3 separate regions of the Mus musculus genome follow, and regions 1 and 3 are each linked to region 2. Evidence: chromatin contacts called from ENCODE POLR2A ChIA-PET data. All regions are on one chromosome and are shown on one strand. Each heading gives the region's core, a stretch centred on a gene start or an enhancer-like site at or near the end of the contact. The rest is flanking DNA. Distances are from core to core; before and after follow the strand shown. Region 1 holds the start of Tfcp2l1 (transcription factor CP2-like 1). Region 2 holds the start of 2900060B14Rik (RIKEN cDNA 2900060B14 gene). Region 3 overlaps Tfcp2l1 (transcription factor CP2-like 1).

What was found. ChIA-PET counts read pairs that join two places held with the same protein, here RNA polymerase II (POLR2A).
Region 1: POLR2A ChIA-PET joins it to region 2 with 39 read pairs in embryonic stem cell. The contact joins the promoter of Tfcp2l1 here to the promoter of 2900060B14Rik in region 2. POLR2A ChIA-PET finds 5 or more read pairs at or near these places in 4 of 5 experiments (Patski and embryonic stem cell).
Region 3: POLR2A ChIA-PET joins it to region 2 with 12 read pairs in embryonic stem cell. The contact joins the enhancer-like site here to the promoter of 2900060B14Rik in region 2. POLR2A ChIA-PET finds 5 or more read pairs at or near these places in 4 of 5 experiments (Patski and embryonic stem cell).

Annotation. Positions count from the first base shown.
Region 1 is chr1:118,626,582-118,629,281 of GRCm38, reverse strand. It overlaps Tfcp2l1 (transcription factor CP2-like 1), which reads right to left and starts at 1,337. Exons shown (of 15, transcript NM_023755.2): 1 at 1,180-1,337. The coding sequence starts at 1,241.
Region 2 is chr1:118,457,956-118,460,655 of GRCm38, reverse strand. It overlaps 2900060B14Rik (RIKEN cDNA 2900060B14 gene), which reads left to right and starts at 1,391. Exons shown (of 1, transcript NR_027901.1): 1 at 1,391-1,987. Clasp1 (CLIP associating protein 1) reads right to left here. Exons shown (of 43, transcript NM_001359328.1): 3 at 777-855.
Region 3 is chr1:118,649,154-118,651,853 of GRCm38, reverse strand. The region is part of intron 2 of Tfcp2l1 (transcription factor CP2-like 1); the gene reads right to left. Among named protein-coding and RNA genes, the nearest start is that of Tfcp2l1, 23 kb to the right of the region's middle. Within about 2 kb of position 1,270, at least 1 of the 3 ENCODE cell types and tissues checked has a DNase peak (open chromatin) inside an H3K27ac peak, as active enhancers do.

The sequences.
Region 1 (2,700 bases), core at 88-2,587, 170 kb before region 2:
AACTAGATTTCAAATACTTCCGCTCAAGGTCACCTTCAACTTCATTTTTAAGATAGGATGAGATTAAATACCTAATGGCTACTCACAACAATCCAAAAGAAACCACAGGTAACCCTATAGAGTGTAATACAGTTAGCATATATTTATTCTATAGCAATTTTAACTGTGGGCTCAACACCACCACCGGGATCTGCAGTCTCATGTCCCTAGTTTGATTACCATTTTCAATGGTTTGGAGTTATTTTTTAAAAGAAAAAAAAAAAAAAACTGAAGATACACCAGTGAAACCTGGCCAACCCTCGGCTTTCTAAGAAGGGGCATGTCTTCCTAGAGGAGTTCTGAACATACATGAATCAGAAGCCAGGAAGTACAAATAACAAAGAAATCCAAAAGAGGAGACTTGGGGGGGGGGTCCAAAGAAGCACTTAAGGGTCTGTAGTTAGGGCTGACAGCCCCTGGGATGTCTTCTTGAGCCCACATCAAACACACTTTGGGTTAAGTACGGCACATATAATAAACTGTGACTAGGATGGAAATAAAGACAGGTTGAAGCTGGTTCTGGCGAGTTCAGAAAAAGAAATGCCTGCCTATTAGCCCTGCAGCCAGCTGCACCATAGCGAGGGGGATAAAAAAATCAAAGAATCCCGGAGTCACCAAAGCAATTTGGGGAGGTGAGGAAGTTCTATTTCCTAAAAGAGGGAGTTCAGAGAACTTTGCAAAATCCCGCGGGACCCTCTTCCCTTAAAGTGCGCTAGCGAAATCCCCACAGAAGAGGAGATTTCTAGGGGCCATACCAAGTTGACCCCGAGCAAGGGCAGCCACCCCCTGAAGCCCGAGCCCTCAGGGCTGCAGCGCAGACCTGCTCCCGCTATCCACCTGTGGGCCCAAGGGCCGAGAAGAGCAAAGAGCGGGCGGGGCCTGGCTTCCCGGGACACTCCAGCTCCTGATAGATGAGGCAAGTTTATTTCTCCTATTGGAGTGGGGAAGGGAGAGGAAAGGCGACGAAACCCGGCTGGGGACACAGCGAGTGGCAAGGAAACCTCGAAGAAGCAGCCCGCGGGCATCAGTGCGCCTCTTCCCCGACCATTCCCTAGGGGCCTCCCGGAGGGCCCTTCTCTGGAGGCCTGAGGTTAGTCAGCGCTCGGACCCCGATCGTAGGCAGGTGTTGCCACGTCTTACCGCAAGTAGCTGCCAGAGTTGTGCTGGTTGTAGTGTTCGGGCTGCGTGTGCCAGAACAGCATGGCTGAGGCTTCCGCAGCACCGGCCGGGGCGTGGCACCGAGCTGGACGCGGCAACCCTGGCCGCCGTCCACCTTTAAGCAGCACCCACTCGAACCTGAGTGGGCTGCGGCCGGCGCCTTTTATAGGCCGTCAGGTGGGCGTGGCATTAGGGGCGTGGTTATTGCAGGGCCGTCCCTACGGCTAGCACGGCCGGAGGGAGGCGCTGAGCCGCACCTGCCGGAGCTGTGCCTTTCTGGGAGCTGGCACTTGCTTAGCTACTGACCCTGGGGACACAGCCACTCTCGCTGTGGCCTACTGGCCTCTGAGCTTCCACGCTGAGCCCAAGGCAGTTGCTCAGGGCGAGATTGTGGCCAGGAGCACCTAAGCACTCCCCTTAACGTTTTTGTTTTTCCTCGCTCTGAACACTGACCTTATACCCTTTTTTCTCTGTTGCTTTTACTTGTCTTTAACTCCATGACTAGCTCACTGAGCATATCATACATGAAGTCACCTAGCATACACAAAGCTCTAAGCCCAGGTGTGGTACAACAGGTCTCTAATCCCTGCACTGGTAGAGGCAGGAAGATCCAAAATTCAAGGTCATCTTCTGCTGCACAGTATATAAAATAAAATAATAAAAATAAACTTAAAAGAGATGCCTGGGCCTCTTACTCAGAGCCCAGAATCAGTCCTTAGTCTGAGTCCAGATGAGCCTAGGAAGCATCAGAAAAGAAAGTTTCAGACAGGTTTGTGACAGTCCTTCTTTGACAAACTGGGCTCGTGTGACATGCAGAAGAGTTTAGGAGATGGGATGAAGTGTCCAGGTGTCAGAAACACGGGAGGCAACGGGAGGTAAGATTCTCTTTCCACTTCCTTTAATAGGGTTGTTTTTAAGTCTCTGTGTGTGGGTGGGTGGGTGGGTGGGTGTGTGTGGGAAGGACACTGTGCCTTAGTGTGTGTGCAGTGTAAACAGCTTGCAGGAGTCATTTCTTTTTCTTCTACAATGGGAGTCTGGCTATGCAACTCAGCAAGGACCTGTGCTGTGCTGCTGTGCCTGCCACCTTTCTGCTCCTTTAAGATTTTGGATGTTCTTTATAATTGGCTTTTGGAAAGTCGAGTCTGCCTGAATGTGAACAGTAGTAGGCCATGGGTAGATGGGCAAGCAGAAAGGTACACAGTTCCTAGAGGTGAACCCACAGGGTGATGTCTCAGGACCTCATTAGGCATACGTTCTGCTTAATTGAATGAGTCTATAAAGACTTCCTGGGCCTGCAAGCATAGGCACACAAGTCCCCCTTCCTTTGCTGGCTCTGCACTGTCTCCAGCCACAGGTTGCTGCTCTGTGAGAAACCCTTGGGATACTCCCTGTCTGCCTCTCCAGGGACCACCTCTGCTGCTCTTGATGCTCCTAGAGGTCACATGTGTCAGGGGTTGGGCAACATTCCTGTAGCTATCACACCCAACTCTGTGGATGTGTGAC
Region 2 (2,700 bases), core at 142-2,641:
ATGCAATGGAAACATTAAGCAACAGACCAGCATGCTTCAGTGGCATTGGGTACATTTTACTTATAGCATACAAAAGACACACAGCACACCCACACACTGAAGCATGGGCCAGCCCACCCATGTCTATTCCAACCCCGTTAGGCCTCTGGTGAGAATCCATGAGTCCTGAGCTAATGTAGGGGGGAAATGGAAAATGGTTCAAACATCAGATTCCTAACAGTAAGTTTCAGGATCCCACCATCCTTCTCAGTGAGCGCACTGACTGCAAAGCTACAGAAAAAGAAAAGGACAGACAGACACTGGTAATGAACACTAGTGGAGAATTCCAGCTGACACTGTGGCTCAGTGGTTATTGCTTGCTGGCATACAGAGGACATAGATTCTATTCACCCACTGCGCACACAAAAGGGAATCAAGAAAAGAGAATAGAGAAATTTGCTACTGAAACAGTTGTATAAACAGAATTGCTTAGTGTTTACATCGCCACCATGAAACACACTGATTTAGAGACATCTAAACGGTGGAAAAATCCAACTGGCTCCTTTTTTGTAGGACTTTTCAAAGAAAACTGAGTCTCCGAGGAGGTTGAGAGGACAATGCGTACTGGCTGGCATCAAGCTGATGTCTAAACTGGCATAAAAATCCTCAATTGGCAATATTATAATAATTCGGGTTTAGAGGGGAAGGTACCAGTTTAGGGGCGGTGAGGCCACGATGTGGGGTGAGTCCAGGGTGGGACGGAAGGATGAGAGCCTGCTATGCTAGCTAAGGCTCACCTGTGCCGATTTGCGCCTTGAACCGGTCCTGCAGCCTAGTCACCAGTGCCGACAGGATGTCCATGCCCAAGAGAACCACCTGCAACGCAAAGAAGCACAGCGTCAGCGGTGCAGTGGGATGGCGCTGACATAGCTGGTCCCCGCGGGCGCCCAGCGACTGGGAAGACTGAGCTGGCTGGTCAGGAAAGGGTACTCGGCACGGAAAAACCCGCTACCGTTTGGAAGAAAAACTCGCCGAAGCGGAACTCCACTGAAGCAGCACGACCTAGAGGAGCCTACTGCGGCCCCGCCCTCTCCTTGAGTTGCGTATGCAAATTTACCAGGTCGCACCCTCCCCCCAAATTGCTAACTCTAAGCCTCCCTCCGGCCCCGCCCAGAAAGGCGTGTATGCAAATTTTCAGACTTGTGACGCGCGGCCTTCTGGGTAAAGACAAGCAGGCTTCAGAAAGCCCCTTGGGAGTTTCAGAAAAACAGAAAGGGTATTCGACGTGGGAAGCAGCAGTCGAAGAAAATACTGTACACCGGGCAGGTTGGGGTAGGCCTCCTGCGGTGGTCACCGCAACCAAACCCGGACTTAGAGCTTTCTGGCTGCCGGGCGCGCGTGGTTGCAAGCAACCATCCTTTTCTTGGGGTTGCGCTACTGTCCAATGAACGCGTAGTGAGGGCAGTACTGCTAACGCCTGACAACACACCTGCATCGGTTAGAGCTCTGCTTTACCTTGGTGCAATTTTTGGAAAAAACCACAAAACCTCTCTTCCTTACCTAAACATTTAAAGATTAAAGTAGCCGCGTGTGTACTGTTGCCCTCCTCGCAGTTCCTTTATTGTATGCTAGAGGGCAGCCGGACAGTAATTACTGGAGACCAGCTTTCTCACCGCTGCCCTAAGACTGTGATACACTAAGAAGCGCTCCCTTTGGAAAATGTTGTAATACAGATAAAGGGTTCCGTATTTGGGTTTTCATCCAGCTTACAAGTAAATCTATATACTAATTCAAACACCAAGCCAGCACTGGGAGGAATTAGATACTTGAAAGTGTATAATTCTTTTGAGGCGCAGAGTCTATGTAGCCCTTAGCATGTAGCCCCTGCTGGCCTCAAACTTGTAGCTCCCGACTGCTAAAATTAAAGGCATGTACCACTTCCCGGGGCCCTTTTTTCTCCCAACTTTTAAAATAGTTCTATTTATGAGCATTTTCTTTAAAACAAAGCAAAAAAAAAAAAAAAAAAAAAACCAAAAAAACAAAAACAAACAAAGGTCTTACTTTTGAGCCACAGGATTTAAGTTTCCTTAGTTTGGCTTCCTTCCAAAGAGCACAGTAGGAATGGGAGGTAATTTTACAGTACAGAAACCTGACAAACTATTACCTCAGCCAGGTGACCAAGGTCAGCTTAAACAATGCTAAGTCATGCTGGTGATGTAAGCTTGGTATAATATAATGCACACTTCACCTCTGTCACAGTCTCTTTAAAGCCCACAAGCTGTGAGTAATCTCAAGGAAAATATGAGGGAAACTCAAACACCTGCCCAGTGCGTCGCTGTCAGGGCCAAAACCAAGGATACCGAGAAACTGCCACAGTGAAGACAAATTTTTTATAGTTTCTTAATTTGCCTGGGAAAAGGAAAATGACTTTTTCCAGATATTGTTTTGTTTTGTTTTGAAAGAACCAAATAATAAACAAACCAACTTAAGAGCCAAAGAATGGGCTCCATTGAAAGTTCAGTGTACATAGAGCAAGAGAAATTAAACAGGAAAGCTCCAAGTGCAGCCCAAGGAAGCAAAGGGTTAGAGACCCCCAAAGCGCAGGTGCACAGCAGAGACAGATGCTCTGACAGACAGAGCAGTGGTAAAAAGCAACAGCTGACAATCACTATAGGCTACTACAAAGGAAAAGGGAGGGAGGGAGGGAGGGAGAGAGCAAGG
Region 3 (2,700 bases), core at 21-2,520, 190 kb before region 2:
AATTAAAACTCAAGTATTTCTCTAGAACCAGACGGCCTCAGCGATGAACAACACAGAAATGGCCGAGGTTAAGGCTCAGGACCTGCGCAGCAAGGAGGAGGAGGAGCTGTTGAAACAACTGAATGATCTGAAGGTGGAATTGCCCCAGCTTCGTGTCGCCAAAGTGACCGTTGATGCTGTGTCTAAGCTCCCCAAGATGTGAGTTGTACACAAGTTCTCACTGCCATTAGTCAGACTCAAAAAGAAAACCTCAGGAAATTCGACAAGGGCAAGAAGCACAAGCCCCTGGACCTGCGACCCAAGAAGACTAGAGCCATGCACCGCTGGCTCACCAAACACAAGGAGAAGCTGCAGACCAAGAAGCAGCAGAAGTTGCAAGACAACCAGGGCTACACAGTGAGACCTTGCCCCAGAATAAATAAACAATCTGTTTCTCAGAGCTTTATTTTAACATGAACAGCTGCTATGAGATGCTTAGTATGGACAGACTTTCCCAATCTGGCGTCAGAAACAAAGAGGAGATATGGCTCTAAAGTCACATGTATATAAATGTGAACCTAATCCCAAAACAAAGCAGCCACAGCAACTCCTGGATGGCTTCACACGCAGCTATCAGAGCCTCAGAGAATGGAGATGCAGCCTAGAACCCCAGTATAGGGAAAGTTGGCAGTTTAAGGCAAGCATAGGTCATGTGGTGAGATTCTGTCTCAAAAAACAAAGCAAAGAGCTGGTGAAATGGTGTAAGGAGAGAAGAGACTCCCGAAAACTGTCATTTAACCGTCAACCCCCCCAACACACACACACACACACACACACACACACACACACACACACACACACAGAGCATTGAACATATTAAACAAAAGAAGCAACCAGTTAGAGAAATGCCTCCACCCTCCTTTTGCACTGAGCTGAATGGGAATCCAGTCCTGTAAACAGGGAATGTTTAACTAGATAGACAGTCTCAGACAATCAGCCCTGAGTCTAACGACTTGCACAGTGAGACGCACAGAGATGACAGACAACAAAGACAGGATGTCAGAGGTAAAGAAAAGATGTGGACACAAGCCAAAGACTGCCTGGAGACACCAGAAAGTTAGTGGCCGACAGCAGCACCTTCCATGGGTGCCCAAGAAACAGCCCAGCACTGTGACTCTTCTCTCCCAGCCTTCAGAGCTGGGAGAACGAGCTGCCGTGGAAACAAGCCTGAGTGAGGACACCGGAACAGGCAGAGCTAGAAAGAAATGGAACCATTTGGACCATGTGGCTGAGCAGCAATCACATGCAGAGCACTCTGCAAACCCTGGGGCCCTGAGAGTCAGTAGAAGGGTCCCAGCCAGCATGTGGACCACAGAGATTACTGACCGGACCCCAGACCGGATATGGCCGTACAGAGTCATTCACCCTTCTCTATTCACCACTGTGTGCATGTAGGTGGGCGTGTCTGTGTGCAGAAGCTCTGTTGTATGGGTGTGTCCAGGAGCGCAGTATATACACATAAATTTGGCAGCCAGAGGACAACCAACAGCTGCCCTTCCTCAAGCACTAGCCAACTGACCTGGGGCTGCCAAGTTTACTAGCCTGGCTGGCCAGAGAGCCCCAGTGATCTGTTTTTACCTCCCTCACCTTAGCTCTGTTTCTGAGCCCCTGAACCAAGAGTCTAGCACTCCTTAGGCCTGGACATTCTAAGGGCCTTCCACACCCTAACTGGTTCTTCCAGTATCCTTGCCTTTGCTGAAGAATATAGATGGTGTTGGCAGAGGCCCAAGTGGTCATTATGTGAGTGTACAGGCACTCCAGGGGGCCAATTAGCACTGGCCCCAGGTTCTACAAGCTGACCTCCACTCAGGCCAAGCAGAGGCAGCTCTTGCCAGATAAAGAATTGTTTCTAAGTCTGCCCCAAGAGACAGCACTGGCATCTCACACTTAACGCCTGGGTTGTGGGCCAGGATCACATGGTGAGCTTCTTCATCTGAATGGGAATCTAATCTATGGAACCTTCCTCTCAAACATACATGCCTAGGACGATCTCCAGCCACCCGGCCTCTCCCATGTCATCCTGTTCCTCTAGATCAGCTGCCCTGCCCATGTGTGCCTCAAGGCTTACACATACTAGGTCCAGACTGACCTCCCTAACCCTCACAGAATCTGCAAATTTCTGAGATTAAATGAGTTTGTTATCATGCCTGGTTTTCCACCATACTTTTTGAGATAAGAGTTCACCAGTCCAGCTAGACTGATAAGCCAGCAAACCCCAGGGACCTAGCAGTCTTTACCTTCTCTGTACTGGGAATACCAGAGCCAGTTCTTTTTTCTTTTAGATTTAATTTAAAATTTTCAAATCTATGGGTGCATGTGTGCATGCCTGCAGAGGCCAATAGAGGGTGTTAGGGCCACTGGAACTGGAGCTATAGGCTGTTGTGTGGCTCTTTTATGGGTGCTGGGTCCTCTGAAAGAGTATCAGTCAGCAAAAGAGGGACAGGATGAAGCAGAATTAATAATTCCTTAGTAGACTAGGAGATGGGAAGGCTAGGTCCACCCTGACAATGGACAGGGCATCTGAAACAGGCTGGCACATGCAGGTGGCATGGGAGAGAACTCTGAAGAATAGATAGAGTGTCTGTGGTCAAGGGAAGGAAGGAGTGACCATGACAGAAACTCCAAGCAAAGTGCAGCAAGGCCCGGGGATTTCCTCTGGAG